Linked DNA regions of Homo sapiens: region 2 is linked to region 1. A link is an interaction called in ENCODE POLR2A ChIA-PET data of the cell type or tissue named here. Cell type or tissue: MCF 10A. All regions are shown on one strand. Each heading gives the region's core, and the rest is flanking DNA. Links, peaks and the distances in the headings are about the cores only. Region 1 holds the start of LACAT1 (lung adenocarcinoma-associated transcript 1). Region 2 overlaps LOC105371901 (a long non-coding RNA gene).

Region 1 (12,004 bases), core at 2,396-10,395:
CAGTGGCGTTTCTCCCAAATCCCCGATTGCAGCCACAGCCACATGTCAATTAGGTCACCTCCATGTCCCGGCTAAGACGTGCCTCCTGGCCCCTGATGCGCCATCTCCCAGATGGAAATGCCATCATTGTATTTTTGCTCTGTCCCCACCAAAGGCAACACAAAGCATCTCCATCTGTTCCTTCATGTTCCCTACTCAGTGAATGACCGCTTATTTACCCACTGGCCCAGGCTCAGCTTGGATGTCCCCGGGCCGTCGTTTCCAGATCTCATCTTCAAATCCTGGCGATCTTCGCCCAGGAGCTGTGGACTCCTCTTCTCTGCCTGCCGCCCCTGCCCTGTCCAGCGTCCACCTCTCCCAAATGGCCCACTGGGTCCCTCCCTCCTGGCCCCCCTGCATCTAGGAGCAGCCCTCCTCCAACAGTTGGAAGGGTCTTCCCAAAACACAGATGAGACCTTGTCATCTTGAAACTCTTCATTGGCTCTGAATTGTCTTAGGATCAAGCCCAAACTCCTTCAGAGTCTGGGAAGGGGCCCCTCGTTCTGGGTCTGGCTCTGTCTCCCAGGGTCTCCCCCGCCTTGCCTGCTCTGTCTGGCCACACTGACAGTGCCCTGATGGGCCATGTCCTCTTCCCCTCAGCGCCTTTGCGTGTCCCAGCTTTCTGAGCCCAGACAGCCCTCTCCCCATTTTGGGGGGCCCACCTCACCTATCAGGGTGCAGCTTCTCCTCTGAGAAGACTTCTTTGCTCCCCAAGCCTGGATTTGATGCCATCTGCCTGTATTGACCTGGCTAAGCCAACACCCTAGCCCTAGGCTACCCTCAACCAACACCCCTGACCACACTGTGTGTGAATTACACCCCTGACCACACTGTGTGTGAATTACACCCCTGACCACACTGTGTGTGAATTACACCCCTGACCACACTGTGTATGAATTACACCCCTGACCACACTGTGTGTGAATTACACCCCTGACCACACTGTGTGTGAATTCCTCCTTTCCTTGTTTCTGTGCCCATTCAAGCTGTAAGCCCCTTTGGAAGAGACTGGGCCTTCACAATTATCATCTCAGCACCAAGCACAGAACCCACCTCAATAAATGGTTAATTTGAGACTTCTGTCTCTCTCTTTTTTTTTTTTTTTGAGACAGAGTTTCGCTCTTATCCCGCAGGCTGGAGTGCAATGGTACGGATCTCGGCTCACTGCAACCTCTGCCTCCCAGGTTCAAGCGATTCTTCTGCCTCAGCCCCCCAAGTAGCTGGGATTACAGGCATGCACCACCACGCCTGCCTAATTTTTTTTTTCTTTTTTGAGATGGACCTGACTCTGTCACCCAGGCTGGAGTGCAGCGGCGCAATCCTGGCTCACTGCAACCTCCACCTCCCGGGTTCAAGTGATTCTCCTGCCTCAGCCTCCCAAGTAGCTGGGATTACAGGCGCCCGCCACCACACCCAGCTAATTTTTGTATTTTTAGTAGAGATGGGGTTTCACCATGTTGGTCAGGCTGGTCTCAAACTCCTGACCTCACGTGATCCACCCGCCTCAGCCTTCCAAAGTGCTGGAATTACAGGCGTGAGCCACCACGCCCAGACGAGACTGCTCTCTTTTAATTTATATTTATTTATTTATTATTTTTAGAGTCAGGGCCTCACCACATTGCTCCGGCTGGAGTATGGTGGCTACTTACAGGTGCCAGCACAGCATACGGCAACCTCAAATGACTGGTCTCAAGCGATCCTACTGCCTCAGCCTCTCAAGTAGCTGAAACTAGAGATATCTTTATTCTTAATGTAAGTATTTAGTGCTATAAGTATCCCTCTCGGCTGGGCACAGTGGTTCACACAGGTAATCCCAGTACTTTAGGAGGCTGAAGCGGGAAGATCACTTGAGGCCAGGAGTTCAAGACTGAGCAACCTCAAAACCCTGTTTCTAGCAAAAAAAGAAAAAAAGCAAGCTAGGTGTGGGGGGCATGTTCCTGTAGTCCCAGTTCATCAGGAGGCTGAGGTGGGAGGATTGCTTGAGCCTGAGGAGTCGAGGCTGCAGTGGGCTGTGATCACACCACTACACTCCAGCCTGGGCAACAGAGCAAGACTCTGTCTCAAAAAAATAATAAAAAATAAAAATAAGAAAATTTCTTTCTCAGCATTGCCTCAGATGCATCCCACATATTTTGGTATGCTGTCCTTTAATTCTCATTCAGTTTTATAGATTTCTTAATTTTCTTTGAGACTTCCTCATTGACGTGGATATTTAGAGGTGTACTGTTCAATTTCCAAGTGTTTAGAGATTTTCCTGTAGTCTTTCTGTTACTGATTTTTTTTTTTTTTTTTTGAAACAGAGTCTCACTCTGTCACCCAGGCTGAAGTGCAGTGGCACCATCACAGCTCAACCCCACCCCCCATCAGCAGTCTTGGCCCCACAATCCCTAGGCTCAAGCAATTCTCGTGCTTCAGCCTCCCAAGTAGTTGGGACTACAGGCATGTGCCACCACACCCGGCTATTTTTTGTAACTTTAGTAGAGTCGGGGTTTCACCATGTTGGCCAGGCTGGTCTCAAACTCCTGACCTCAAGTCATCCACATCACTTCTGGCCTCCGTAGTTTCAGATGAGATAATTTGAACTGGTGTCCCTATAGGTAATGTGTTGTTTCTCTGGCTGTTCTGAGGAGATTTTTTGTCTTTAGTTTTCAGAAGTTTAATGATGATATCTCAGTGTAGATTTCTTTGGCTTCTTCTGTTTGAAGTTCAGTTTCCTGAATCTGTAAGCTTATGTCTTTTACCAGATTTGGAAAGTTTTCAGCCATTATTTCTTCAAATACTCCTTCAGCCTCACTCTCTTCTCCTCCTTAGCCCCTATGATGTGAGTGTCAGATTTGTTTGTTATGGTCCCATTGGATGTGGACGTTCTGTTTATTTCTTATCCGTCTATTTTCTCCCTGTGGTTCAGACTGGGTACTTTGGATTGATCTGTCCCCAGATTCACTGATTCTGTCGTCTGTCATTTCCACTCTACAACTGAGCCCATCAGGGAGTTTTTAAAATTTCTGCAATGACATTTTTCAGTTCTGTAATTTCCATTTGGTTCTTTCTAAATACCCACTATTTCTTTGCTGAGAATTTCTATATTTTCATTTGTTTCAAGAGAATTTGCAATTGCTTGTTGAATTTTTTATTTTTATGTGTTTTTTTTGATGGTTGCTTTAAAATCCTGGTCACATGGCTGGGCGCAGTGGCTCATGCCTGTAATTCCAGCACTTTGGGAGGCCGAGGAGGGTGGATCACTTGAGGTCAGCAGTTCGAGGCCAGCCTGGCTAACATAGTGAAAGCCTGTCTTTATTAAAAATACAAAAATTAGCCGGGTATGATGGCACATGCCTGTAATCCCAGCTACTCAGGAGGCTGAGGCAGGAGAATCGCTTGAACTCAGGAAGCAGAGGTTGCAGTGAGCTGAGATCGCACCACTGCACTCCAGCCTGTGTGACAGAGTAAGACTGTCTCCAAAAAAAAAAAAAAAAGAGTAAAATCCTGGGCACGTAACTCCAACGTCTGATTCATCTCAGGGTTCAGTTGACGGTCTTCCCACTCACATTGTGATTTTCGTAGTTCTTGGTGGGATGAGTGAATTTCACCATATCCTGGACATTGTGGCTATTAGGTGAGGAGACTTCAGGTCCTGTTTGCATTTTTTACTTTGGTAGCAGCGGCCCTGCTTAGGTTTAGCACCCAGGTCTTGGGCTACTTTTGGGGGCTGTGGTTCCAATGAAAATCTGATTTGCAGAGCCTCTGCCGTGCTATAGAGGTCAGCTCGGCTTGTGTGGTGCTGCTTAAGGAGGCAGAAGGAGCTTTCCCAGGCTGGACATTCATTGCCTCCAGGTGGGAGAAGGGAGTCTCCCGCTCACAGGGACAGACAGGCCTTCTGCTTGTGGTGGGCTTTCTCCCTGCCATCAACGTCTCCCCCTCTCTCTGCTGTGCCATGATTTTGGGTGGGGGAGTGGAATTTCAGGTCCAGTGAGGAGGAAAGGGTTAACCCTGGCCAATAATTAGCAGGAGGGTGCTGGGCCAACCCCTTTGGTGGTTCTGCCTGGCTTGCTTGGTGGGTTTTTTGTTGTTCATTTTTTTTTTTTTTTTTTTGAGTTTGTCGCCCAGCCTGGAGTGCAATGGCGCAACCTTGGCTCATTGCAACCTCTGCCTCCCAGGTTCAAGCGATTCTCCTGCCTCAGCCTCCTGAGTAGCTGGGACCACAGGCACCCACCACCACGCCCGGCTAATTTTTGTATTTTTAGTAGAGGCGGGGTTTCACCATGTTGGCCAGGCTGGTCTCAAACTCCTGACTTCGGGTGATCCACCCGCCTCAGCCTCCCAAAGTGCTGGGATCACAGGTGTGAGCCACTGTGCCCAGCTTTTTTTTTTTTTTTTTTTACAGGTCTTACTCTGTTGCCCACGCTGGAGTACAGTGGTGCGATCATAACTCACTGCAGCCTTGATCTCCTGGGCTCAAGTGATCCTCCCACCTCAGCCTCCTGAGTAGCTGGGACTGTACGCAGCTGCCACTATGCCCGGCTAATTTTTAAGTTTTCTTTGTAGAGACAGGGTCTGCTGGGTTACCCAGGCTGGTATCAAATCCCTGGTCTCAAGAGATCCTCCTGTCTTGAAGCGCTGGGATTACAGCTGTGAGCAATCGGGCCCAGCCTTGCCTAGTGTGTTGGGGCGACTTGCCTTTAATCTAGGAGAGAAAGGAGCCTACTTGGCTGCCTTCTGTTGCTAGGTCGGGAGTTGGGAAATGCACGCCTGGGCGGGTCCTGTATTGGGTGGGGGTGAGGGGTGTCATAATGCCCTGTTGATAAATATTCCTGACCCAGCCTTGGGGTCCTTTACCAGCTCTCCTGCTCCTTCCACCTCAGGGCCCTCTTAGGGTTGCCTCTTACATTCTTTCCAGGGCTTAGCAGACAGGAACAGGGAGGGTCGGGTTTAGGCCATCTTACCCAGACCGGAAGTCTCTAAGTGTTTGATTGAGTGTTTGTTTGAAGAAAGTGATGAACCCAGGACCTCGAGCCAGGAAGATTTTTCCCGGTGAAAAGCAGAGGGATTGACTCACGCTCGGTTCTGAGTTCCAGGCCTGACTCCAGGGCTCACCAGCTTCTTCCACAACCCGCACAACTTGAACGCTTGGTAGCATCTCCACGCAGCAGTGGGCACCCTGGCTTCTGGAGGAGCCCAGGCTGCATTTACCCCTCCATGGTGCATCTCATAGGATCAACTGGACCCGCGAAAGGCACTGGCTGCGGAAAAGCAGCCAACTGCTCCCCAGCGAAGGGGATGGCCGGAAGCGAGGAGAGGGAGAAGCCCCAGCAGAGACCCCAGGAGGAAAAGACCCCACAACGGGGCCACTGGGAACCCATGATGTTGGTTACCAATGTGATTGGAGGTTCGGAACGACGGACGTGTGGCCCTGAAGTGGGAAACAGAAAAGCTGAAGGGCGAGACCTGGGAGGGAGCCCCCCACCCCCGCGGACTCCAGAGACCCAACCTTCCTTCCCTGCGCTCCGGCCGGACGTTCTCCCTGCCCCTGTGGCCGAGCCTGGTAAGTTCGCAGCAAACAGGAGTTTGGGGCTTTACAAGCCTCCAGAGGGGTCCATGGGCATTTGGGTAGATTGTTATACTGCCCCTGGCAGGAGGGCAAGGCCCTTCATGGGAGCCATAAGCTGGAGACCTAACAGAGCTCGCAGCTCGGCCACAGGGCTCTGTTCCAGGGGCATTGGCCACTGGCTTCCAGTACCTGTTCAGCCTCCCAGCTCCTTGTTGCCTGGAATCTCCACCACTGATCAGCGTGTAAACACCTATGTGGGGGACACGGGGGCAGGGGGGTCCAGGAAGGCAACTTTTGGGGGATAGGGTGGGAAGAAAGAGGGACCTCAGAGGCCAGTTCTTCCCCATCCTACTCTATTTCCTCCTGTAACCATGGGAAATGTCTTTCTGTGCCCGATCCTGTATGGGGTGCGGATGGGGCACACAGATGAATCAGACCCGGCCCCCTCTTTGTGCCAATTCATAAGCACTTCATCCACGGCTCAGCCCTGTGAAAGAGCTCCTCGGGCCCAGGAATGCAATACAGTGAGAACACTTTCCGGTCTTGCCTCCAGGTGACGATTCAGCACACAGGAAGGTGGCCCTGCCCAGGGCCAAGCTCTCTCTCAGTTGGCACCTGGCCAGGTGAGGGGGCTGCTCCCTGTCACAGAATAGGAAGCTGAGGCCCGTGGGGCCTCATAGGCACACAGCATGGGGCGGCAGACTGGGCCTCCTGACCGTCAGCGCTGTGAGGCCGATCTTCTTGCCCACTGCGGAGGCTCAGCCCCTCCCCTGCCCTCCAGGCCTGTCCTGCAACCACTCCACCTCTGCTGCTGGGGCCTGTGTGTGTCCCCCAGCTCCTCCTGCTGGGGCCTGTCTGTGGCTCCTGGAAGGTGTGACCCGGGTCACCTGTGGGCAGAGGCCTCACTCACACCCCCGGCCTCTCATGTTGCCATCCAGCTCTGTCCTGCTCTCCCTCCCCCAGTGGGGGTTTAAGCTCCTCGTGGGCTGCCTCCCCGACCCCGGCGCCCTCTGTCTCCACGGAAGCCTGTCATTTCCGAGGCCTGAGTCACCACTGGCTGGTTGCAGCCGGGTCAGCGTGCCACCCGGCACGAGGCACAGACATGAGCTACTGGGTCCTGCACCCTGTGGTTAGGAGCTCAGAGGCCTCTTTCTAGGGGACGTTGCCAGTGAATAAGTCTTTCAGGGCAGAGGCAGGGTGGAGAAGAACCACTCCTCTATTCCCTTACCCTCCCACACCAGGAATCGCTGGGCTCCCTGTGACCAGGGACTTTCCCAGATGCCTGGGATTTTGGATGAAGCTGGAAAGCAGAGAATGCCCATGTGCCTACTCAGTGCAGACAGGGTGCCCGACGTGCCTACTCAGTGCAGACACGGTGCCCGACGTGCCTACTCAGTGCAGACACGGTGCCCGACGTGCCTACTCAGTGCAGACAGGGTGCCCGACGTGCCTGCTCAGTGCAGACAGGGTGCCCGACGTGCCTGCTCAGTGCAGACAGGGTGCCCGACGTGCCTGCTCAGTGCAGACAGGGTGCCCGACGTGCCTGCTCAGTGCAGACAGGGTGCCCGACGTGTCTGCTCAGTGCAGACAGGGTGCCTGACGTGTCAATGTTGGACATCTCAAAAGGTGGCATACGGTCCCAGCAGAGAGCTGCAGTGGGGTTACGGGCACAGACCGGGAAGCATGCTGCTGCCAGGAACTGAATTTGGGCTCCCCTGCAGAGAAGCTGTGAGACCTCAAGCAGGGGACTTAAGCTCTCTGTGCTTCTGTTTCCTCATCTGTGAAATGGGTGCTAGAGGAACTGTGATGAGGTGTCAGTGAATCTGCAGCATAAAGCCCAGAGCCAAAGCCACTTGCAAACGAGGGCTCATATCAGAGGGGCTTGCTGGAGGCAAGTTTTGAGGAATAGAGATGGGACTGTGAAGGGACTCAAGCCAGGATAGGGGGCCCCCCGAGCACCCCTGGCAAAGGAGCCTCTGCTGGTGGTTTTCTGAACTCGAGTCCTGGCCCCAGGCAGAAGTGGGGAGCTTTCTTGGGAGGGCTTGGCCACCTCGGCTGGGGCTGGGTGCAGAGAGGCAGCAGCCCTGCCCCTGGAGCCTTCTGAAGGGTGGCTGGAGCTGCCTGGGCAGGTCACCCTCCACATTTCCAGCGTTTCCCAGGGAAGGGTGCTCGAAGTTGCCATGCAACACCAGGAGGGTAGGTTCAGGTGGGAGGCTCATGAAGGGCTCGCTGCCTGGATGGCACTGAACCACAAGGACCAGCAGCTGGGGTGGGTGGGGCTGCCTGGGGGAGGGGTGCCCTGGAGGATGTCCTTTGCAGGGGATGGGAGAGAGGAGGCATGTATGAGGGTGGAGGGGAGCAAGGAGGTAGAAGGGCTGATCCCTACTACTGCCCCCTGCAGCTTGCCATCAGATGTGAGACGGAAGTTTTGACTTAGACTGGTTTGGTTATTTTAATATGGGACAGCAAGCCTGGATTGGCCAAGATGAGATGGTTCATTTGCTGAAGCTAGATGAACAGCTTTGGGAACTGCCTAAGTTGTTAACCAAAGTGATGAAGGAGGCCCATAGGGTATGAGGGAAGGCCAGAATGGAATCCATCCCCATCACCTCCTCCATCCCCATCACCTCCCCACTTCCTTCATCCCCATCACCTCCTCCATCCCCATTACTTCCTCCATCCTCACCTCCTTCATCCCCATCACTTCCTCCATCCTCATCACCTCCCCATCTCCTTCATCCCCATCACCTCCTCCATTCCCATCATCTCCTCCATTTTATCACCTCCCCCATCCCCATCACCTCCTCCATCCTCATCACCTCCTCCATTCCCATCATCGCCTTCATTCTATCACCTCCTCCATTCCCATCACCTCCCCACCTCCTTCATCTCCATCACCTCCTCCCCATCTCCATCACCTCCTGTCACCTCCTCCATCCCATCATCTCCCCACCTCCTCCATCCCCATCACCTCCATCCTCATCATCTCCTCCATTCCCATCACCTCCTCCATTCTATCACCTCCTCCACCTCCACATCCTGAGCCACTTCCCCTCAGCTTCATTTCCTGAAACAGCCCCTCCTCACCCTCTCCAGCTTCCTTTCCTTCACCTTACCATGCTCCTTTCTGGAAGGCACCACTCCAAACCGTCTCCTTGGAAAAGCAACTTCAGCCCCAGTGCCTGTCCCTGCTACACCCAACGTTCCTGTCTGGAAAAGAGTTGCTCTTTATTCAGCACGTGAGTTCCTGACCCCCAGATAAGGGCCAGTGCAGCCGGGGAGGGAAGCATTAGTGCTGCCGGGTGGAAGGTGGACGGCGCCTGGATCCAGACCCAGCAGTGCTCATGGGGCCAGGCCTGGTGCTCGTTCTTTCTCAGTCCTTAACGCCACCTTGCAAGGTGGGGATTGTCCTCCCATCTGGCCATGAAGAGCTGAAGCAGAGAGGTGCAGTCGCTCATCTGCGCTCACTGGTCAGTGGGTCGCTGCGTCCCCAGAGGCCCCTGGGCAGGGTGGGCGCTGCGTCCCCAGAGGCCCCTGGGCAGGGTGGACGCCTCTGCAGGTGCCCGCACAGGGGCTTTCTCCTTCACTTGGCCACACTCAGCCTTTGATCTGAAACAATGAAAGCCCCTGAGTCACTGGTCCTTCCCGAGCCCGTGTGTGGCCCACAGCAAGGAGCTGCCTGTCCCAAGTTCGGGGGGTTTCTTTGGCTTACGCGGATACTGTATGTGAGTGTTGGCAGAGCAGCGTGAGCCTCGGCCTGCAAACTCAGGACGGCACCAAGCCCCATCGCCTTGGTATCTTCCAGGTGGACCCTCAGCCTGCTGAGTGGACAGGAAACCATCTGTCATTTAGGGTTCCTGCTCCCAACTCCCCCCAACAGCTGTCACCACCACCGTGGTTGTGCAAAGGTCCCAGGCCTTTCAGAGTGGGCCCTGATCACTGTCCATCCTGGCCGGGTCTGCTGAAACAAACATGGTCACAATCTCGTGGTACTTTCTGCCTCGTGGCTCTGTGTCCACACTGGAGAGACTAGGACCCAATCCTGGGGCCCCTCCCACAGGCGCCATATGGCTATTCCCCTCAGAGACGCACCAGGCCAGCCCCACTGCCCTCAGGACCAACCTCCAACTTCTCCTCGGCTTGGGATCTCCGGTTTCTCTCTTTGTCAAGGCACCCTGATATGGTTCGGCTCTGTTCCCACCCAAATCTCATCTCGATTTGTATCCCCACGTGTCAAGGGAGGGACCTGTAATCCCCATGTGTCGAGGGAGGGAGGTGATTGGATTATGGGGGCGGTTCCCCCATGCTGTTCTCAGGACGGTGAGTGAGTGAGTTCTCACGACATCTGGTGGTTTTATAAGTGTTTGGCAAGTTCCTTCGCTCACTCTTCTCTCTCCTGCCACCTTGTGAAGGAGGTATTTGCTTCCCCTTCACCTTCCGCCATGACTGTAAGTTTCCTGAGGCCTTCCCAGCCATGCAAAACTGTGAGTCAATTAAACCTCTTTCCCGGCCGGGCGTGATGGCTCATGCCTGTAATCCCAGCACTTTGGGAGGCCGAGGCAGGTGGATCACTTGAGGTCAGGAGTTCGAGACCAGCCTGGCCAACATAGAAACCCCATCTCTACTAAAAATACAAAAAATTAGCTGAGTGTGGTGGCGGGCGCCTGTAATTCCAGCTACTCAGGAGGCTGAGGCAGGAGAATCACTGGAACCCAGAAGACGGAGGTTGCGGTGAGCCAAGATCATGCCATTGCACTCCAGCCTGGGCAACAAGAGGGAAACTCCATCTCAAAATAAATAAATAAATAAAAATAAAAACAAAAGACCCCTTTCCATTATAAATTACCCAGTCTCAGGGAATTTCTTTATAGCAGCATGAGAATGGACTAAGATACACCCCTCCTTCATCCGCCATGTGCAGCCGGCGAGCACAGCTCTTCTGAAGAGACAGGAGGTACCCACGTCTCACATCAGCTTCTGCCCTGTGCCCTGCACAAAATCCCTGACATCTTAGAATACGGCCTGGGAAAATATGGAGGGTATGAATAAATCAGAATCTTGAGAATCATCCCCGTGCAGGGGCCTTCTGCAGCCAGGTGGCCCCTGGGGGCTATGGGTGTCCCCTGGAGGGAGCAAGGGAATGGTCTGCCTTGGGGACAGTAAGGCAGTGCAGTTATGGGACTGCCAAGGTTGGTCTCTTCTAGGGCTCTTCGGCCTCTGGTGGGTTCCCGTGTTTGTAGGGGCTGCTCAGAGGGACCATAGCTGGGGTAGAGCGAGATGCCCCAGGAACAATGATCTCCAGCTGTCGCAGCTGTTAAATGGACATTTATGAAAACAAACCATCAGCGCCATCAGGAGCCAGGATTGTCCCTTCTTTCTATTCTGCAGGAGCGTGCATCACCTGTGAGCTTTGGATCACCGAGACTGTGGGTCCTGACCCATTATTCATGCATTTGTAGAATTTCCTGGGGGCCACAGAAACTGGCCTGAGGACCATACTTGCCAATCCTCAGTGCCCAGAGAACGAGGTGAACAAGTAATCCTGCTCCTTTTATCTTTTTGAGACGGAATCTCGCTCTATCACCCAGGCTGGAGTGTGGTAGCATGGTCTCACCACAACCTCCGCCTCCCAGGTTCAAGTGATTCTCCTGCCTCAGCCTCCCGAGTAGCTGGTACTACAGGCTCCCGCCACCACACCCAGCAAATTTTTGAATTTTTAGTAGAGATGGGGTTTCACCGTGTTGGCCAGGCTGGTCTGGAAGTCCTGACCTCAAGTAATCTGCCTGCCTCGGCCTCCCAAAGTGCTGGGATTACAGGTGTGAGCCACTGCACCCGGCCTGTTTCATCTATATTGTTCTTTACCACACTCTCGGTGACATCAGCCAACTAACTTATTCTCTCTTCAATGTATCCAGCCAACTACATTCTGTCTGTTGGCTTCTTAATTTCAATAATTACACCTTTTGCACACAGACCACAACAGGGTGAAAAATGTAATATATAAATACTAAAATGTAAAGCTTTTTTTTTTTTTTTTTTTTTGAGACAGGGTCTCACTCTGTCACCCAGGCTGAAGTGCAGTGGTACAATCATAGCTCACTACAACCTCAAACTTCTGGGATCCAATGATTCTCCTGCCTCAGCCTCCCAAGTAGCTGAGACTACAGGTATGCATCAACCACACCCAGCTAATTTTAAATTTTTTTTTGTAGAGATGAGGTCTCACTTTGTCACCCAGGCTGATCTCAAACTCCTGGGCTCAAGCAATCTGCCCACCTTGGCCTCCCAAAGTGCTGGGAATACAGGTGTAAGCCACCATGCCTGGCCCATGAAAAACATTTTTTAAAAAGAGAATATAAAAAAATTTTAGAAGGAAGAAAAAACTAAAATAAATAAAAATCATACCTTTAACTTCCA
Region 2 (12,004 bases), core at 1,971-9,970, 130 kb before region 1:
CACCCTTGCCAAAGCTGTCACTATGAGAAGAATTAGAACCTTCGCAAATACATTCTGAACCAATGCCACAGAAAAGGCAGCAGCTTGGAATGTCAGGAACAACTTCGGGAATCTGACCTTTGGGACATTCCCCAGGCTGCCCTGACCCTCAGTCTGGATTTGCCCTAAGAATACTTTCCCGTATTGCACTGAAAACATTTTCAGCTCATTTGTTATACTGCCTGAGAGCCCATCGACTGGAGATTAGACTGACAAACATCGTCTTAAAAATGTGAATCATGGCCAGGTGTGGTGGTGCACGCCTGTAAATCCCAGCACTTTGGGAGGCTGAGGTGAGCAGATCCCTTGAGCTCGGGAGTTCAAGACCAGCCTGAGCAACATAGTGAGACATCCTATCTTTAGAAATAAAAAATAAATTTAAAAAAAGTGAATCATGAAGTGCCCATTAGACATGTACATCTAGGCATGAAGCGTTCTAACCGCCTTGTTTTGCCACTCACGTAGGAGCTCAGCTAGGGATTTCCTGGAGCATGTCACAACCACAGTGCCATCACAGAGGGACGAGGACAGAGGTCTAGAACGTCGCTGTGTGTCTGCGTGTTCTACTCCCCAACTAGGGAATGCATCCACAACCTGAGGCTGCCCCGGAGTTTCTGATCCTTCTCTCCACATTCTTTTTTTTTTTTTTAATGAAGTCTTGCTCTGTCGCCCAGGCTGGAGTGCGGTGGCACGATCTCGGCTCACTGTAACCTCTGCCTCCCAGGTTCAAGCGATTCTCCTGCTTCAGCCTCCCAAGTAGCTGGGATTACAGGTGCGTGCCACCACGCCCAGCTAATTTTTGTATTTTGAGTAGAGGTGGGGTTTCACCCTGTTGTCCAGGCTGGTCTCAAGCTCCTGACCTCAGGTGATCCACCGGTCTCGGCCTCCCAAAGTGTTAGGATTACAGGCGTGAGCCACTGCGACCGGCCCCTTCTCTCCATATTCTGATTGTAAGCATCACCTTTCCAACACAGAAATGTCAGCCCTGCTGGGGCTCCGATGTGTGACTGAGATTCAGCTAATTGCATGTCCCCACAGGAGACTTGGACTCGGAACTCACTTAGGTGAGAGAGAGGCAGGGAACAGAGCATCGTTTTGTTATCGTGGGTTGTGGCAGAGGGAGCTTGGCTCTGGAGGCAGGAACCAAGGCAGCAACATCCTGACTTGGCAGCTGCCTAATCCGGGTGAGGTGGCAGCTCCATCGGTGAGATGGTTCTTCAGTGTGATCCTGAGAGTTGGTTGTCCCTGGAAGCCTGCCTAGTGCCTGTATTGCTGGCCCTCCTGCCAGTTACATGAGCTCTCTCTATCTCTTCCTAAAGCCCTTCTGGCTTGAATTGGCTAGGCTGGATCCTGTTGTCTGCAGCTAAGAACATCCTGGCTACTGCCGACAAAGCAAAGACAACAGCGGGCAGGGAAAAGAGATGTGGAGAAGTGGTAGGAGAGGCAGAAAGAGATTCGGGAAGTTGGCAAATATTTTGAATAATGGCCACTATTTATTGAGGCCATATCATGTGCACTATCTTTTTTTTGAGACAGAGTCTTCCTCTGTCACCCAGGCTGGAGTGCAGTGGCACTATCTCGGCTCACTGTAACCTCTGCCTCCCAGGTTCAAGCGATTCTCCTGCCTCAGCCTCCCAAGTAGCTGGGATTACAGGCACGTGCCACCATGCCCGGCTAATTTTTGTATTTTCAGTAGAGACAGGGTTTCACCATGTTGGCCAGGATGATCTCAATCTCCTGACCTCGTGATCCACCCACCTCGGCCTCCCAAAGTGCTGGGATTACAGGCGTGAGCCACCGCACCCGGCCCATGTGCACTATCTTTAACCCTCACCACTCTGTTAGGCATTATTCCCATTTTACAGATGAGGAAACGGGCTCAGAATGGTTAAGGAGCCTGCCCAATGCCACACAGCCTTTAACGGTGAATCAGGAGCTGGGACTCCAATCCTTTGTGCTCAAAGCCTAGGCTCTCCCTAGTTTGTTACTTTGTCCAGGCCAACGCTGCCTGCAGAAAAGAGTGGACCCTCCTTTCCCCATTCTTTCTGCTCCTCTTGTCTTCCAACTCTCAGGGCCCAGACATTCAGCTAAGCCTGAGGAACACCACAGTTTGCTCATCTGGGCTTAAAAGGCTGTGTAAACATGCATTAGTCAGCAGCAGCCCACACACTGGAAAACATTGATATACTGGGGCAAACATTCCCAGAATAGATGACAAACTACCGAGTCCACCACTCAGGGGATGGGATTCCAGGAGCTATTTGCTTTCTGCCTTCAACAATTGTGCTATTTGAATTTTTTACACACAGTAGGTGGATTGCTTCTGTTATCACATCATATATTGCAATTAGTGACACCAAATCAGTTGTTTAAGAGAGAAGGGCAGGCAAGAAAACATAAATTGTGATTATCATTGGATAGTGAGATTATCATTAATTTTTATTTTCTTCTTCATCTTCTTTTTTTTTTTTTTGAGACAGCGTCTCACTCTGTCACCCAGGCTCAGTGCAGTGGCACAATCTTGGCTCACTGTAGCCTCAACTTTCCGAGCTCAAGTGATCCTCCTGCCTCAGCCTCCTGAGTAGCTGGGACTACAGGTGTACACCACCACATCCAGCTACTTTTTTTATTTTTTGTAAAAACAGGATCTCACTCTGTTGCCCAGGCTGGTCTTGAACTCTTGGGTAACATAGGAGCAATCTTCCTGCCTTTGCCTCCCAAAGTGTTGGGATTACAGGCATGAAGCACCATCCCCACCCTATTTTCTTCCTTTGGCATTTCTGCATTAGACATATTTCTAAGATGACCGTGTGCTCTCGTTGCTTGTAGCTGCCACGAACAGATAACCCTGACTCACCCTGGGTTGTGCCATGAGGACACTGATAAGAACACACAACTGCAAGGCAGAAGGAGGGCCTGGGCCTGGCCAGAGCAGCAACGCCACCCAAGGCCACCCAAGGCAGAGATGCTCTTTCTGCCTCTCCTCTCTGCAGTCCCCGTGTCTCCTCCATCACAGGTTGCATCCCCTCATGGGTACCGCATGTCTGCAGCAGCCTGAGAATCACACAGCATCCAGACAGAGAATCACACAGCATCCAGACAGAGAATCACACAGCATCCAGACAGAGAATCACACAGCATCCAGACACAGAAACAGGGGCTTTCTTTTCTGGTGTCTCCTTTTTTGTTGTTTTGTTTTTTTGTTTTTGTTTTTTTTTTTTGAGATGGAGTCTCACTCTATTGCCATGCTGGAGTGCAGTGGCACGATCTCGGCTCACTGAAACCTCCGCCTCCCTGCTTCAAGCGATCCTTCTGCCTCAGCCTCCCGAGTAGCTGGGACTACAGGTGCTCGCCACCATGCCCAGCTAATTTTTTGTATTTTTAGTAGAGATGGGGATTCACCATGTTGGCCAGGATGGTCTTGATCTCTTGACCTCATGATCCACCTGCCTCGGCCTCCCAAAGTGCTGGGATTACAGGCATGAGCCACTGTGCCCAGCTGGTGTCTCCTTTTTAAGACTGTGGGAACCCTTCCAGAACCCCCTGAAGTGGGTCCCAGGCCCACTCTTTTTTTTTTTTTTTGAGACAGAGCATCACTGTGTTGCCCAGGCTGGAGTGCGGTGGCGAGATCTTGGCTCGCTGCAACCTCCGCCTTCTGGGTTCAAGCGATTCTCCCACCTCAGCCTCCTACGTAGCTGGGACCACAGGCACACATCACCAAATCTGGCTATTTTCTTTGTTTTTTTTTTGTAGAGACAGAGGTCTCACCATGTTGCCCAGGTCTCGAACTCCTGGGCTCAAGCGATCTGCCCACCTTGGCCTCCCAAAGTGTTGGGATTACAGGCGAGAGCCACCACACCCAGCCACCCAGGCCCACTCTTAAGTCAGTCCCTGGCAGGGGGGATGTGTTAGAATCAGGTCCACCTGCTGGCCAGGCAGGGGCCAGCTTCCCCGGCTTGTGGAGTGGGGTGGACACCTGGACAAAGTTGGGGCCTTGGGAAGGAAGATGTAGCGAAACGGATGCCATGTAGACGGTCTGTGTGTCCTCTATGGCAGATTATTTTATAATTTTAAAATTTTCATTGATATAAAAACATTTAAAAAATTATGCTTGCTGTGTTTCGAAGCCCTGTTGAGGACTTTGGCAGGAGCCACGTCGATGGGTTCCTCTATGAAAGCTTCTGCTCCTTGTGGACGATAATCTCAGCCTGCACACAAATAAAAACCATGTCTTGGCCAGGGGTGGTGGCTCACACCTATTATCCTAACACTTTGGGAGGCCAAGGCAGGTGGATCACTTGAGCCCAGGAGTTCGAGACCAGCCTTGGCAACATGGCAAGACACTGTCTCTACAAAAAATATGAAAAGTAGCCAGGCGTGGTGGCGTGCGCCTATAGTCTCAGCTACTTGGGGGGCTGAGGGGGGAGGATCATTTGCGCCCAGGAGGTCGCGTCTGCAGTGAGCTGTGATCATGCCACTGCATTCCAGCCAGGGTGACAAAGCAAGATTCCGTCTCAAAACAAAAACAAAAACCGGAAACCACGTCTTGTTTCTGCTTCAGGATATTGTTCTCTGGGAACGTCAGGAACCAAACAGGTCCCACAAGCCCCACACTTCCTTAGCTGTGTATCACTGGGTCACGGGAGGTAGGCTGCTGAACTGGGGCCCCTGTCTTGGCTAATAACATCCCTTTTTTCAGCTGTGGTGGTTCAAAATTACGTTTTGTTCTTTGCTGTGAAAAGCGCTAAGCTTTTATCAGACATTATTTGATGTAGACCTAAATATTTAAAGGCTTGGCCAAGATAAATGAAATGATCTTAAAGGTGACTCACATTCCAGCATTGCAAAGTTGAGGGTTGGAGTGAGTGAGGCCATTGGAGGCAGCTCAGGTTTACTGAGTCCATATATTTTCTCAGTGTTCCTTTCAGCAGGTTGGAACTGGCTGCAGGAGAAATCACTGATCCCTTTCAGCATGTCGTACAGTCGCTTAACTGTTTAAAGCAAGTGACACAGAAATTAAGGTGGGGGATCTGATGTCTTCCATCAGAGAATAAGCTTTATCTTATATTGAGATCCAAATTGCCCTAGCAGCCTTGGCTGCTAGAACATAAGAATAAGTGGATTTACTATTATTATTATTATTATTATTATTTTTATTATTATTATATATTTTTTGAGGTAGAGTCTCGCTTTGTTGCTCAGGCTGGAGTGCAGTGGCACAATCTTGGCTCACTGCAACCTCTGCCTCCCGGGTTCAAGCGATTCTCCTGCCTCAGCCTCCCAAGCAGCTGGGACTACAGGCGCCCGCCCGGCTAATTTTTCTATTTTTAGTAGAGACTGGGTTTTGCCATGTTGGCCAGGCCGGTCTCGAACTCCTGACCTCAAATGATCTGCCCGCCTCGGCCTCCCAAAGTGCTGGGATTACAGGCATGAGCCACCTTGCCCGGACAGAATAAGTGGATTTAAAGAAAGAAAAGAAAAAGAAAAAAAAACTCTTCTTATTATTTTCACCAATGATGCACACCTTTTGATTCACTCAGCATTCTAAAATTTTAGCTTAGTCCTTAGATTCTGAAGTTGCAGGTTTTTTTTTTTTTCCTTTCCCCTATTATGTCATGCACATGACACTCAGGAGCTATGCTATAAATCACAGAACAATAAACGGATAGAGGAATAAATGGAACATTAAGAATCATCCAGGTTATTTGTACTTGCTATTTAAAGAATGCATGAGTCAAACCAATTCAACTGCTATACCGGGACCATATGGAAATATTTTGGAGCTGAATGTGTCCGTGGTTTGCCTGCTCAGTAGGATGTCCCAGGACACACAGGCACCTACCTCTGCTAGGCTTTCACTCGGGGCCTTCCTGTGCTGGAGGCCCCTGGCCATCCCACGTGCCTTATGTGCTTGCCACCAATAGGCTTTTCACCGTGACACCAGGATGTACAAATCTTGAAACTGGTGACCTGGAAGGAAGAACAAAAAGCCAAAGAACTGTGAGTTCAACAGAAGGAATGGGGCCGGGCGGGGTGGCTCACACCTGTAATCCCAACACTTTGGGAGGCCCAGGCAGGCAAATCACCAGAGGTCAGGAGTTTGAGACCATCCTGGCCAACATGGCAAAACCCCATCTCTACAAAAATATAAAAATTAGCTGTGTATGGTGGCGCATGCCTGTAATCCCAGCTACTTGGAAGGCTGAGGCAGGAGAATCGCTGGAACCCAGGAGGTAAAGGTTGCAGTGAGCTGAGATCGCACCACTGCACTCCATCCTGGGTGACAGAGCGAGACTCCGTCTCAAAAAAAAGAAGGAATGGGAGTGCGATAGGAAGAGCTCTGTGAACACTGGAGTCAGACTGTTGGGTTTGGATTCTCTGCTCTGAAAGTCACTTATCCTCTCTGTATCTTGGTGTCCCCATCTGCGAAATGGGCTGTGATGAAGATCATCGTGATGCTTGTGAAGTGCCTAGCACAGGGCCTGGGCCTGATACAACTGGTAGAAAATAGAGGGAACTGTGTTCGTTCTTCAAGGAAACTGTAACTGAATTCAATAGGGTGCTGAATTTAGGCATCACATGGGGAGGCAGGAACCATGAACTGGCTCCTAAGTTCTGAATGATCGGTAGGGGTTAAACACGCAGAACTCTTTGTGCCTCGGTCTCCCTGATATGGAATAATAAACTCAGGTTGCCAGAATCATAGCGGTTCCTTGCATGCTCCTGGAATTGCTAAGAGGCTGGTTCCCAGAGAAGCCCTCTGTGTGCCCGAGTGTGCCATGTGAGCCAGGTCAAGCTCTTCTCCAGGTGCACGGGAACCTTGGAACAAGGCCAGCCCTGCCAAGGACAGCAACATCCTTTGTTCTCTGGCTTTCTCAAAGCCCAGAGTCTACAACGTGATGAGCAAGCCAGCCTTGCCCTTCCCTTGGCATTATTTGCTTTGTGGGCAATGGTGATGGGTGGGTCAGGCAGGAGTGGGCACCCTCGGGGTCCAGGAGGCTGACTCTGTGGGGTGCAGGCACCTTTTTCACTGCTCTGGGCTTGACGAGGCTGATACCACTGCCGGGAGAGTGAGCAGGGGCGCCTCCCTTCCCTCCAACAGGGATTTCTTTTTTTTCTCTCTCTCTTTTTTTTAATTTTTATTTATTTTTTTTCTTTTTCTCTTTATTTCTTCTTTTAAAAAAAAGGGATACATGTGCAGAATGTGCAGGTTTGTTATATAGGGGTACACGTGCCATAGTGGTTTGCTGCACCTACTGACACGTCCTCTTAAGTTCCCTCCCCTCACCCCTCACCCCCAACCAACAGACCCCAGTGTGTGATGGTCCCCTCTCTGTGTCCATGTGTTCTCATTGTTCAACTCCCACTTATGAGTGAGAACATGCGGTGTATGGTTTTCTGTTCCTGGGTTAGTTTTCTGAGGATGATGGCTTCCAGCTTCATCCATGTCCCTGCAAAGGACATGAACTCATTCCTTTTTATGGTTTCAAGGGGTCTGTTTTCTTTTCTTTTCTTTTTTTGAGATGGAGTCTCGCCCTGTCACCCAGGCTGGAGTGCAGTGGCGCGATCTCAGCTCACTGCAACCTCGGCCCCTTGGGTTCAAGCAATTCTCCTGCCTCAGCTTCCCAAGTAGCCAGGATTATAAGCACCCACCACCACGCCTGGCTAATTTTTGTATTTTTAGTAGAAATGGGGTTTCACCATGTTGGCCAGGCTGGTCTCGAACTTCCGACCACAGGTAATCCACCTGCCTCAGCCTCCCAAAGTGCTGGGATTACAGGCGTAAGCCACCACGCCTGGCCAAGGGGTTTTTTTTCTAACCAGCTGTAGAGGGTTGAATGTGGGTCCCCAAAAGATGTGTCCAAGTCCTAACCCCTGGTACCTGTGAAGGCGATTTCATTTGTAAAACAGTGTCTTTGCAGATGTCAGTAAGTTAAGGAACTTGAGATGAGATCATCGTGGATTTAGGGTCTACGATGATCTCATTTTGGTGGCTTTATAAGAGAAAGGAGAGAGATTTGAGACACACAAGGGAGAAGGTGGAAGTGGAGACTAGCGAGAGGTGGCCGCAAGCCAAGGAACACCCAGGGCAACCAGCAGCCGGAAGAAGCCAGAACAGACCTTCCCAGAGCTGCAGGAGGGAGCACAGCTCTGCCGACACTTTGATTTCACCTCCAGAGCTTACGGCCTCCAGAACAGTGAGAGAATGAGTTTCTGTTGCCCTCAGCCACCAGTTCGTGGTAATTTCTTGGAACAGTGCGTCAACCATGGGTGCTTCCTGAGCCTTGTGTGGTGAAAAGTTCAGAGCCGTACCTTGTATACCCGGGGGTATGGAGGAAGGTCACACAGGCTCTTGGTTTTGCGTCAGCGTGGTTGTTCCTTCCTGGGGCACACCAGTTCTCCCCGCTAATGTCTAGTAGGCAGCTGGGGGTCACCTCTTAGCACCAGCACGGCGCCTGACCAGAGGCCACAGGGGTGGGCGGGGGTGCAGAGCTGGCAGATGCAGTGCCTTTTAGGACAAGTTATGCATTCACACTTGAGCATTTTATTTTATTTTATTTTATTTTATTTTATTTTATTTTATTTTATTTTATTTTATTTTATTTTATTATGTTTTTTTTTTTTTTCTGAGACATAGTCTCGTTCTGTCGCCCAGTCTGGAGTGCAGTGGCACTGTCTTGGCTCACTGCAACCTCTGCTTCTCGGGTTCAAGTGATTCTCCTGCCTCAGCCTCCTGAGTAGCTGGGATTACAGGCACATGCCACCAGGCCTGGCTAATTTTTGTATTTTTAGTAGAGATGGGGTTTCATTGGCCAGGCTGGTCTTGAACTCATGACCTCAGGTGATCCACCTGCCTCGGCCTCCCAAAGTGCTGGGATTACAGATGTGATTCACCGCGCCTGGCCACGCTTGGGCATTTTAAAGTAGAGTGAGCTTTCTGAACGTGAAGGGGTGATAGAGACTGTTGTGCCCAACTAAGCCAGATGACCATCTCCCCATGCACCCCTAGCCCCTTGGAGTCCATTTAGCTTATGTAGCTCATAATTATAGACAATGGTTTGCCAAGAAATTCCTTTGTATTTTTTTCAGCCTGTCTGTGCCAAGAGCCGTACAAATGAGCATTGGTCTTTTAATCATATTTTCATGTTGGTCTTTTGAACAATTTTCATATTGTTTTTCTGTTGGGGGAAATTTAAGATGGGGAAGGATTTATCTAAATATAGACGATGTTGCTGGCAACCAACTAGAGCGGTAGGCGGGACGATAATAATAATCTATGTGTACAGAACATTCCGGAGGCAAAGCTGTAGGATGCCTGGCGGTGGGAAGCATTTACATAGAGTCTAACCATTTACAAAATGTTTTCATCAACATTTTCTTATCCAAGCTTAACAACCCAGTGAGATTTTCTGACACCAAATTCCATCAGCATCCAATTAGTATTTTTGTTTTTTTTTCCTTTGGAGGAGGAAAACCCTAAAAGCTGCTTTAGGCTACTGAGGTGGCTCAATCAGACCCACAGGTCCTGCCAACGTGGGGAAGGGTGAGAGATGGAATTTTCACTGCAGTGTGAAGTGAGCACATGTGTGATTCTCAGCTGGAGGTCACACTGTGTATATAGAACCTTCCCGGGCAGGGCTGTAGGGTGCCTGGTTATGGGATGCATCCCAAATAAGGTATTGAACTGAAACCCTCTGAGTTCGAATCTCCTGGTGAAACAGGAGATTTGGGGGTCTGAATGATCTTCTCTTTCACCCACATCAAGGAGGACGTGGGAGAGCTCTGGCCTCTGATGACCCCTGTGTGTCTTCAGTTCTGCCCGCAGAGCTGAAGGTGGAGGAGGGTTTTCTTTTCCATGGTTAGCCTTGAGACTATTGCTTTAACTAAATGGATTGAGGCTGCTTGACTGTTTATTCTTCACCCAGTCGCGCCTTGTGATGTGGCCTCTGGTCTATACCCTGTTAGCGCGACATTCCTTCCTGGGGGTTAATTAAAAGCAGCAAGTCGAGCCTCCCTCCAGCTGTTTATGACCCGCAGCTGCACAGCCAGGGGATTCATTGCTGGACTTGCCAACCTAAGTCCTGATCCAGCAAAGGAAAGGGAGTGCCAAGCAGCTGCATCAGTCGGTGAAGTGAGGACTATATTTTGTGAAACAAACAAGCCAAAAAGAAATATGATTGGGTAGGCTATTTTTATTTCTCTGAGTGGGAAGCTGAAAGGCTTGGTGGCGCTCCTTTGTCACCCTAAATCTCATCAGATGCAGGCTGTGCTTTCTGCTACAGAAACTCACCACCTAAGCCAGGCCGCTTCCCTGGACTTGATGTCCTCGCCTGGTGACACGAGGTACAGTGCTGTCTAAAGGTGCCAGTGTGGGGTGGAGGGGTGGTGAAAGCATCAGCCCCAAGGATGCTTCAGCTCAGTCCATGTGGTGGGGGGATGTGTTTTTTATTTATTTAATTAATTAATTTTTATTTATTTATTTATTTGAGACAGCGTTTCGCTCTGTCACCCAGGCTGGAGTGCAGTGGCGCTGTCTCGGCTCACTGCAACCTCCACCTCCTGAGTTCAAGTGATTCTCATGCCTCAGCCTCCCGAGTATCTGGGATTACAAGTGCGCTACCACACTCAGCTAATTTTTTTGTATTTTTTAGTAGTGACGGGGTTTCACTTCACCATGTTGGCCAAGCTGTTCTCGAACTCCTGGCCTCAAGTGATTCACCTGCCTCGACCTCCCAAAGTGCTGGGATGACAGGCGTGAGCCACTGAGCCCAGCCTATTTATTTATTTTTGAGACAGGTTCTCGTTCTGTCACCCAGGCTGAAGTACAGTAGCATGATCACGGCTCACTGCAACCTCCCTCTCCCGGGGTCAAGTGAGCCTCCCAAGCAGCTGGGAATGCAGGCACATGCCATCATGCCCAGCTAATTTTTGTATTTTTGTAAAGACAGGGTCTTGCCATGTTGTCCAAGCTGGTCTTGAATTCCTGGGCTCAAGGGATCCGCCCGCCTCGACTTCCCAAAGTGCTGGGTTTACAGACTGCCTAGCCTGAGATGTGTGAAATGCACTCAGAATAAAGGCCTCATCAAAAGTTCATTTAGTTCAACCCAACAGATATTTAATAGGGTTCTAGAAAATGCCAGGTGCTATTAAAATAGGAGAAAATTAGTGACGATGGTACCCAAGCAACTTACAGTTCAACAGAAGACACAGATCCCATTCTTCTACGGACAGTCTAGTTTTAGCCAACATGCCTTATGATGGAATTGTGAAGTGCATGGGCCAATGGAAAGAGGCATCAGAAAAGCCTTCAGGGAGGAGCTACATTGGGCCGTTGTGGAACCGAATAGGCTGTGTTTCAACTGCTAGGTGTCTGTCCTATAGAGCAGGCTGGCACCTTGTAGGAAAATCTGCTTTTTTGTAGTGGATCTCTCTTTTTTTGAGATGGAGTTTCGCTTTTGTTGCCCAGGCTGGAGTGCAATGGCGCGGTCTTGGCTCACTGCAACCTCTGCCTCCCAGGTTCAAGCGATTCCCCAGCCTCAGCCTCCCAAGTAGCTGGGATGACAGGCACCCACCACCATGCCCAACTAATTTTTGTATTTTTAGTAGAGATGCAGTTTTACCATGTTGGCCAGGCTGGTCTCAAACTCCTGATCTCAGATGATCCACCCGCCTCGACCTCCCAAAGTGCTGGGATTACAGGCGTGAGCCACCACACCCAGCTGTAGTGGGTCTTTCTATACCCCAGTGCTCACTGTGTTCAGAGTAAATTAAGGTGCTCAATAAATGTTTGTTGAATCCACAAAGGAATGAGTAAATAAATGAATAGAGTGGAGATGAATATAAAATCATTCTGGACAAATGAAGTTGGGGACGAGATTTACAGATGATCTTGAATGGTAGGCTTTGAAGTTTAAATTTAATTCTGTAGTCAATGTACTTTTTGCACAAGGGAGTGAGTCTGTAT

What was found. Peaks named below come from ENCODE experiments on the same cell type or tissue, not always from the same donor. Only the 100,000 strongest peaks of a DNase experiment are listed, where the experiment ranks them.
Region 2: POLR2A ChIA-PET joins it to region 1 with 10 read pairs; 9 of 35 experiments call an interaction of 5 or more read pairs at or near these places.

What each region holds. Positions count from the first base shown.
Region 1 is chr17:77,248,941-77,260,944 of GRCh38, forward strand. It overlaps LACAT1 (lung adenocarcinoma-associated transcript 1), which reads left to right and starts at 4,874. Exons shown (of 3, transcript NR_188630.1): 1 at 4,874-5,581; 2 at 8,722-8,826; 3 at 9,393-10,405. RefSeq lists enhancers at 5,186-6,385, 8,633-9,290, 9,291-9,946. In MCF 10A, for the core only: no CTCF peak of the experiment used is centred there; DNase peaks (open chromatin) are centred at 6,221 and 6,701.
Region 2 is chr17:77,119,809-77,131,812 of GRCh38, forward strand. LOC105371901 (a long non-coding RNA gene) reads right to left here. Exons shown (of 5, transcript XR_934988.3): 3 at 5,882-6,009; 4 at 4,872-5,030; 5 at 3,939-4,247. It also overlaps a transcript of SEC14L1 not described here. Among named protein-coding and RNA genes, the nearest start is that of SEC14L1, 15 kb to the right of the region's middle. RefSeq lists enhancers at 4,171-4,944, 7,932-7,981. In MCF 10A, for the core only: no CTCF peak of the experiment used is centred there; DNase peaks (open chromatin) are centred at 2,183, 5,793, 6,873, 8,233 and 2 weaker places.